3 separate regions of the Homo sapiens genome follow, and all the other regions are linked to region 3. Evidence: chromatin contacts called from ENCODE Hi-C or POLR2A ChIA-PET data. All regions are on one chromosome and are shown on one strand. Each heading gives the region's core, a stretch centred on a gene start or an enhancer-like site at or near the end of the contact. The rest is flanking DNA. Distances are from core to core; before and after follow the strand shown. Region 1 holds the start of PAIP1 (poly(A) binding protein interacting protein 1). Region 2 holds the start of CCDC152 (coiled-coil domain containing 152). Region 3 holds the start of ANXA2R-OT1 (ANXA2R overlapping transcript 1).

Evidence for each region. Hi-C counts contacts between places; a loop is a spot of excess contacts on that map. ChIA-PET counts read pairs that join two places held with the same protein, here RNA polymerase II (POLR2A). Pooled maps may share reads with other maps.
Region 1: a loop to region 3 is called in a map of CD8-positive, alpha-beta T cell, with 23 times the contacts of the local background. The contact joins the promoter of PAIP1 here to the promoter of ANXA2R-OT1 in region 3. A Hi-C loop is called at or near these places in 7 of 168 maps with a recorded cell type or tissue (B cell, CD4-positive, alpha-beta memory T cell, CD8-positive, alpha-beta T cell and 3 more), 8 of 37 single-sample maps with no recorded cell type and 20 of 50 pooled maps. POLR2A ChIA-PET finds 5 or more read pairs at or near these places in 2 of 52 experiments (PC-9 and activated naive CD4-positive, alpha-beta T cell).
Region 2: a loop to region 3 is called in a pooled map, with 4 times the contacts of the local background. The contact joins the promoter of CCDC152 here to the promoter of ANXA2R-OT1 in region 3. A Hi-C loop is called at or near these places in 1 of 37 single-sample maps with no recorded cell type and 3 of 50 pooled maps. POLR2A ChIA-PET finds 5 or more read pairs at or near these places in 2 of 52 experiments (OCI-LY7 and PC-9).

The regions. Positions count from the first base shown.
Region 1 is chr5:43,555,728-43,558,427 of GRCh38, reverse strand. PAIP1 (poly(A) binding protein interacting protein 1) reads left to right here and starts at 1,351. Exons shown (of 11, transcript NM_006451.5): 1 at 1,351-1,846; 2 at 2,429-2,598. The coding sequence starts at 1,582. RefSeq lists a silencer at 1,056-1,915.
Region 2 is chr5:42,755,567-42,758,266 of GRCh38, reverse strand. It overlaps CCDC152 (coiled-coil domain containing 152), which reads right to left and starts at 1,449. Exons shown (of 9, transcript NM_001134848.2): 1 at 1,382-1,449. RefSeq lists enhancers at 393-892, 893-1,394.
Region 3 is chr5:43,066,011-43,068,710 of GRCh38, reverse strand. It overlaps ANXA2R-OT1 (ANXA2R overlapping transcript 1), which reads left to right and starts at 1,272. Exons shown (of 3, transcript NR_104651.1): 1 at 1,272-1,413; 2 at 1,554-1,624. It overlaps LOC100132356 (a long non-coding RNA gene), which reads left to right and starts at 1,740. Exons shown (of 1, transcript NR_034127.1): 1 at 1,740-2,700. It overlaps LOC100506639 (a long non-coding RNA gene), which reads right to left and starts at 1,688. Exons shown (of 3, transcript NR_102752.1): 1 at 925-1,688; 2 at 494-741. RefSeq lists an enhancer at 1,661-2,060.

The DNA of each region.
Region 1 (2,700 bases), core at 102-2,601, 490 kb before region 3:
TATTTGGCATTAATACTGTCAGGCCTGACAAAAACAACAATTTACATATTAATAAAATCTAGAATTGTGCTGTGCAACGCAGTAGCCACTAGCCACATGTGGCTCTTGAGCCCTTGAAATGTGCCAATCCCGACTAAGATGTGCCATAAGTGTAAAATATACACTGGATTTCAACTAGTATCTAAAAAACAGAGAAAATATTTAATATTTTAAATCGCATGTTAAAAAACCATTTTGAACATAATGGATTAAATAAATTTAAATTAATTTCACCTGGTTTTTGTTTTGTTTTGTTTTGTTTTTTGAGACAGAGTTTGGCTCTTGTTGCCCAGGCTGGAGTGCAACGGTACGATCTCGGCTCACTGCAACCTCTGCCTCCTGCGTTCAAGCGATTCTCCTGCCTCAGCCTCCAGAATAGCTAGGATTACAGGCATGTGCCACCACGCCCGGCTAACTTTGTATTTTTAGTAGAGACGGGGTTTCTCCATGTTGGTCTGGCTGGTCTCGAACTCCCGACCTCAGGTGATCCGCCCCCCTCGGCCTCCCAAAGTGCTGGGATTACAGGCGTGAGCCACTGCGCCTGGCCACACCTGTTTCTTTTCACTCATTTAATGTGGCTTCTCCAAAATGTAAAATTACATAAGTGGCTTGCATTTGTGGCTCGCATTATATTTTCATTGGACAGCACTGATGCAAGATGAAAAAGAGGGCAGAGTTACACTGAAAGGTAGCACATTTTCTTGAAATTTCTGGAGGGGAAGGTTAACGGGAAGAGAACGAAGCTTGTTAAACGTAGGTGTGACCTACTGTGGTAAACACCTAGGGTGAATTAAAGAGGGGACACATATTTTGATTCCGTTTCTACTCCCTTCCCCCGATGCTAACGGAGCAGGTGACAGTCTCCCAGGGACCACTCCTCAGCAGTCCGCGGGTCTCGGCCGGAGCCGAGTCATTGAACACACCTGTGCGCCAGCGAACCCTGGCGCAGGGTCCACGCCCCCTCCCCCCGTGTTTTTATTTCCCGGGCGTCAACTGTCGGTCTCGCACGTCTCTCCTGAGAACTACCGAGTAGGTCGGGCCTGCCTGTGGTAAGCGTCCCCCTCACCCCTCATCCCTCATCCCCCCCAGCCTGGCCCCGGAACCGAGATGCCCCTGCCCGAGCCTGGCTGCGGGCCGGCAGGTGGCCAAGACGCCACTCGGCGGGCGGCCTGCTGGGCCCGGCGGCCGGCCAGCCGCGAACTGGAGGATCCTCGCGGGCGCGTCCCGGGCCTCCGGGCCGCAGGGGGCCGCTGTGACCCGCCTGCGCCCCTGCCGCGCCGAAGGCGGGGAGCCGGGTTTTGGGGGAGAACTGGAAAGCCGAGGGTAGCCGAGCGGGGCGGGCGCTCTGGAGCGGCGGGTGCTCGGGCTGCCGTCCGCTCCGCCAGAAGCACCGAGCAGCCGAGCCGGGGCCCGCCGCCCTCCTCCTCCATGAGGCCCGAGTGAGGCGCGGCGGCTATAGCCGACCCGCGGCGCCTTCCCCCCGCGTCCTATCGCGAGCGCAGCGGCAGCGGCCCCTGGAGGAGGAGGCGGAGGAGGAGGAGCATGTCGGACGGTTTCGATCGGGCCCCAGGTGCTGGTCGGGGCCGGAGCCGGGGCCTGGGCCGCGGAGGGGGCGGGCCTGAGGGCGGCGGTTTCCCGAACGGAGCGGGGCCTGCTGAGCGGGCGCGGCACCAGCCGCCGCAACCCAAAGCCCCGGGCTTCCTGCAGCCACCGCCGCTGCGCCAGCCCAGGACGACCCCGCCGCCAGGGGCCCAGTGCGAGGTCCCCGCCAGCCCCCAGCGGCCTTCCCGGCCCGGGGCGCTCCCAGGTACGGAGCAGCTCTAAGGGCCCCAGTCCTCCTTGGCGAACGCTTCCCCACGGCCCTCCACGCGTGCCGAGGCCCGACGCGCTGTCTGCGGTCCCCACCCCCGGTTCCCCGAAAGCATTCCCCGAGAGGGCCGCGTGACCGGGTAGGGACGGGCCCGGAACCGGGTTTGGAAGGTGTCTGCTGGAATCCTTTGTGCGCCTGGCTGGGGGGAGGGGCCGGGTGCGCGGTCTCGGAGTTCGGGGTCCCGGGAGGAAGTAAAAATCGCCTCCCCTCAGCAGCCCTCTAAAGCGAGACCCTAGCGAGTAACCACCTCTTTTCCACCGACCCCTTTAAAACGACAGAGAGGAAAAAAGCTCGCAAGCACTCATTTGAGAGGCAGGTATGCCCATAACGGAGTCACAGCAAGTCTATTGTTCCTTTTTGTAGGCTGTCTGTACACATTCCGGCGATAACCATAAATTTCATGATGGTTCCTGTTTAACTCTTAAAAACAGACGCTTTTCAGATGGTTTTTCAGTATATAGCAAGTTGCTGTACAAAGGAAAGAATGCATCTGACGCCCCGTTTTTTTTTCTTTTGCAGAGCAAACGAGGCCCCTGAGAGCTCCACCTAGTTCACAGGATAAAATCCCACAGCAGAACTCGGAGTCAGCAATGGCTAAGCCCCAGGTGGTTGTAGCTCCTGTATTAATGTCTAAGCTGTCTGTGAATGCCCCTGAATTTTACCCTTCAGGTTATTCTTCCAGTTACACAGTAAGTACACCCTTTTTCCTACAACTCTGGGTTAATTTACTGGAATAATGTGGTTGTTACTTTGTTAATCAGAGTATGTTTGTGCTTTCTGTACTACACGTA
Region 2 (2,700 bases), core at 200-2,699, 310 kb after region 3:
AACCAAAACAGATATTGCTTGACAATATGTTATTTCATCAAGATATCTCATTTTCTTCTTTTGAAATATTTTGCATTAGCAATTATTAATGGTTTTTAAATCTCAGATTTTTGGCTGTATATTTTGTTTCTTGAATTATTATCTCGAATTATTATCTTATGTATGACATATGCAAGCACAACTACATATAAAATCCCTTAAATAGTTAAAACTTGATCCTTACAGCAGAAAAATATTTGTTAATAGCCTCCCATGATACAGTAAAATTCCTTTTGGAGTAAAATTAAAAATAATTGCTGTTTGATAGTACTGTTATTCTTTAATAGTGCTACATAGTAATCTGAAGTAGTTAATGGAAACTCCCTCCACCCCCACCTTTTTTTTTTGGTACCTAACCTTTTAAATAAAAAAGGTTTTACTAGGGTTTTGTCTCAGAATCTGGCTCTTGAAATAAATGCATTTAAATTTGAGCTTGATTTTCTCTCAACTCCTTCCCCCAAAGAAGACCCTGTTATTTCCTTGTAAAACCATCACTAATATTCCATTTGCTATCGTTGCATGATATCCCTTTTGCCATAATGGCAGAGCCAGGCAATTCATTTCTAGGTATCTTCATTGCCTGCTCTTCTGATTTCTTAGGTCAAGATCCTTTCAGTGAATATGGTCTTGCCCTGTGAAATTCGGTGTCAAGCTGGTGATTCAGTGCTTGTCAAATTCCTTAGTGAGCCGCAGAGACTGATTTGTGACCTTCAAGGCTCAGCTTCAACCGTCCCCACAGGCAAGTGAAAGTCCCATTTCCTTCTTTGTCTTCTTGCCTGCTGGCTTCAACCATCCCCACAGGAGCGTGACAGTTCCGTTTCCTTTTGGGTCCTCCTGTCTGCTGGCTTGAGTCCCGGGGCTCGTCCTCTCCCCTACCCCACACAGTTGGTCCTTCGCCGCTCGCCTGCCCCACGCTCTGGTCCCTCCTCTTTCCTCCTCACCTCCCCTCAAGAATTCACTCTCAGTCCTGAAGCCTGGGTCCCCTGGCTCCCTCTCCGTCATCCTAGTGTCCTTAGGGACCTAGCAGAAATAAAGGATGGGGGCCGAGGACCCGCGGATGTGAGAGAAGTGCCTGAGACAAAAACCTGTATGGACCCAGAGCACTGTAAGGAGATAAGAAGAAAAGCATCTCTATGGAAAAAGCGGGAGTTTCGAATCGCTTTCTAGCGTCCTTAGCGGCCTAGCAAAAATAAAGGATGGGGGCCGAGGACCCGCGGATGTGAGAGAGGTGTCTGAAAAGAAAAGCCTGTAATGGACCCAGAGCACTGTAATGAAATATGAAGAAAGGAATCTCTATGGAGAAAGCGGGAATTTCGAACCGTCAATAGAATTTGGAGTGTACCTGCTGTTGCTCCTAGTTCCCCACAGTCTCCCTTTCCGCTGCCTCTGGGGCCTGGTACACCCCTGAATGCTGTCCCCTCCTCCGGAAGCCGAATCCCCCAACAATGGGCCCGCCTTTCTCTGGGCCCGCCCTGTGCGCTATGCTGGAGCTCCTACCACCAGCAGTTCTTACCAACTTGGCCCAGCTCCGCTCAGCATCTGCGGCTGCTTAGGTATTTTCATGTGGTTTCCAGAACATGAATCAACACCGGATCAATAATTGTTTCCCCAACCAAAGAATAAATCACATTGGGTGTTCTGAATTGTGAGTCAGCTCCATTGAATAAATAATTATCCATATCTATTTTTGTAACTTATAAAATTGCCTTTTAAAATTCCAGAGCCAGTTAATAGATATGGTTTCCCATCTACAGAGTTATATCTTGGTAGCTTAATGATTAAGGGCGTGGGCTCTTGCGTGGATTCAAACCCCAACTCTTCTCTTTTTCCGTGGGTGATAGTGGGTAAGTTCTTAATTTCATGCACCTAAGCATCTTCATCTGTATAAGAGATTAATTATAATGCCTGCCTCTGCCGGGCGCTGTGGCTCACGCCTGTAATCCCAGCACTTTGGGAGGCCGAGGGGGGTGGATCACCTGAGGTCAGGAGTTGGAGACCAGCCTGGCCAACATGGTGAAACCCCGTCTCTACTAAAAATACAAAAATTAGCCAGGCGTGGTGGCGGGCTCCTGTAATCTTACCTACTTGGGAGGCTGAGGCAGGAGAATTGCTGGAACCCGGGAGGCGGAGGTTGCAGTGAGCGGAGATCGCACCATTGCATTCCAGCCGAGACCCGCAGCAGCAAGACTCAGTCAAAAAAAAAAAAAAGAAGCCTGCCTCTTAGGACGGTTGTGATGATTAAATGAAGTGATGCATTTATAAGGTGCTTAATGGAGATCCTTGCTTAAAGTAAGTGTTCAGAAATGTTAATTATTAGAATTTTTGAATGTTGTTCAGTAATAGTTTGAAAGCGAATCCACTGCCAACTTTGCTCATCTGCTTTTTTTTTTTTTTCTGAGTGGGAGATGGGAGGTTTATTTTTGTTAATGTGATTTTTCGATAGACTCCAAAATTTGGCAAGTGAAAAAATATAAACAGTAATATGATAACCCATACTTTACTAGTTGAAAGGTAGTGTGGCATAATGGCAAGAAAATTAGGTTAAAGTGGAAAATGGGGGTTGTAGTCTTCACTCTGCTGCTCAAATAAGCTTTCCCTAACATTAGTAGCAACACATAGAAATATTGAAAATGACCTGCTGAATTGCGGGTTCTACCCAAT
Region 3 (2,700 bases), core at 23-2,522:
CTTGCTGAGGAATATACAGTTGCCGACTTGCCCTTTCTCTGACCACCCCACACAAACACCATATTGGAATCAGACAGAATCTGAATGCCGGAACTAGAATGCCTCCTCCTTTAGGGAAGTAAGCTCCATAACTCCTGTCCACATTCCTAACCTGGAAGAGTGACCCCTTCCCTCCAGAGGTGCTGATCCCACCATTTTTGCTAAAATAGGAAGCTAGGGTGGAAACGGAGAGAGGAATGGTGGGTGAGATATTTTGTTTTTTCAAAGGCTCTGCACAGTATCTTCAATTAGATAAAGTGGCTGTAACTTTTCTTCTATTGACACTGCCCTCTTTCCTTTATTCTACTGCCTGCAAAAGAAGGCAACTGAAGAAGCCTCAAGTACCAGGGCAGGTTTTGGCTAGCTGAAGAAAGGGTAAGGTATAGGGGGGAAGACTGGAGGTGACCATCTTGGGAGTGGGTGAGAAGTGAGAGCCCAAAATGGGTCTTCTTACCTCTCTGGTACATTCTGTGCTCTTCTCTGGTCTGACATCCGCCCAGGTTCATCCAGAAAAAGATGGAAATGATTTGAACAGGATAAGCTAGGGTGAGGATTAGACACGATGAGTTCAGCTGGAGACACTCATGGTAGAGTCTGGAGGTCTCTTTGGGGGATCACTTCCAAAAGTGCAGATTTTTAGAAAAACGAGAAAGGTTCTGGAAAGGGATGTTTTCCTTCTGCTCAATGGCAGTTTCAGGTTTCCTGTAAGAAAGGAGTTTGTAGCGTCAGTATATTTGACAAATGTGGGAGAGGGAAGATTCAAGAGCTTGAAATTGCATTGCACTTCCCAAAGATGGAGAAGACATCAGGGATGAATTTCAAAGGTGATAGAAATCGGGAACTGCCCTTTGAGGATTTCAAGGGGAGAGGGAGCAAAGGCCTCACCATCAATCCACACGTCCTGTGCTAGAGTCTTGCGATTCTTATTTCCCCTACCCTCCTGCAACGATTATTCCCATATATCAAGGCCATCTGACAGAGTTAACCATCAGAATTAAATAGCAGTTCCCACAGAGTTCCATCCCCTGGAGAGGTACCTAGCTGCCGGGGCAGGCCTGAAGCCTCGGTCAGGAGGCATTGAGTCTTTCACTCTCCACGGAGGTCTTGGACTGAGAACTTCAAGTTCCAAAGGGATGAGGTGTCGGCTTCGCCCTTAGGAGCCTGGAGGGCTCTGACCAAGGAGAAGGGCGGAGCCCAGCCACTGGAAGGTTTGTTTCTTGCAGTGGAAGACGGTTGGCGACCCGGATGGCTTTTGTTACCAGGGCCAGCCCAATCCGCCCGATTCTCGGTCCCTATACTGCCTCCTTTTCCCATGCGCATCGCAAGGGATCGGTTGATGGGGCCCTCAGTATGACTTCGCTAGGAAAAATAAAGGTCTTCTTAGGCGGGAGGGGACTGATTTGAGGACGGAGGGTGGGAGTAGTGCCAGCAGCACTTTGTCGTAGTGGCACTGGGTGGGCAGTTATCAGTTGCAGTCCGCTCGTTTCTCAGTGCCCACGGTTTCTCACTGACAGTGCAGCTCGTTTCTCAGAGCCGGCGGATGTTCATGGGCAGCACCATCGAGCCAGAAGCAGTATTTGTCCTGGTAAGTCATTTCTCAACTGCCGAAGTGTACTAGGTTCCAGTCCCGCTGGTTTCTCGAATCTGCTAGTCCCACACGAGCACCAATAGGTAAACCCAGCCGGCAGTTTCCGGCTAGCACTTTCGCTATTTGAAGACATTAGGAAGTTATGTGGTGGCTCCGTACCCTCCTTTCTCCATCCGAGGCCGGGGTCCTAAAGTCGGTGTCACGGTGGCAGCACCCAGCGTTTTGTTGGCTCTTTCGCCAGCAGCGCCGAGCGGGGGGTTTTCTGTCACAGCACTTGTTGCACCGAATTTCTCGGTCGCAGAACCTCTCTTTTCCGAGGGTCGACATTTTCTGCGTGACAACACCGTTGGTTCCGCCAAAATGGATGTTGTCCTTGGGAACTCCTCCGGCTGGCGTCACTCTTAGGGTCCCAGCACCGCCATTTCGCCAAGCCGAGTTCTCTTGGTCGCGGCACATCTTGTTCCTCGGTGCCTCCATTTTCTCGGTGGCGGCAGCGCTCTGGTAGCCGATCTGAGGGATTTGGAATCGCAGCCAGTTGCGCAGAGTCTGGGGTTCCCGGGCGACGCCGGCGCTGGGCGGGGGAGCCCGCCGCTCCTCCGAGCCAGAGGCAGAGGAGCTGCGCGGACGCCGTCTCTTCACAGCGCCGCGAGCGCCGACGCACGGGTTCCTGCTCGGCCTCCTGAACCCAGTCCCCCGGCGGCGCCGCTGGCGTCTCTATCGCAGGCCCCTGCGGTTTCGCCCGTCGTTGGCTTCTTGGTCCTAGCAAGTTTCGATTTCGCGGTGCCCGCTATTTCTACCTCTTGTCCAAATAACTAGCCAAAATGTGATTTCTCAGCCTAAGCAAGTCCCGATTTAGGGCATCGGTCTAGCCCTGGCTGCGATTTCTTGGTCCTAGGAAGTCACTGTTTAGCTGTAGCAAGGCAGACTTAACCGTGCGATGGTGACTTTTCTTTTTCTTTGGTTCTTTTTCTTTTCTCTTTCTTTCTTGATACGGGGTCCGGCTCTGTCGCCCAGGCTGGAGTGCAGTGCCGCGATCTCGGCTCACTGCAACCTCCGCCTCCCGGGCTGAAGCG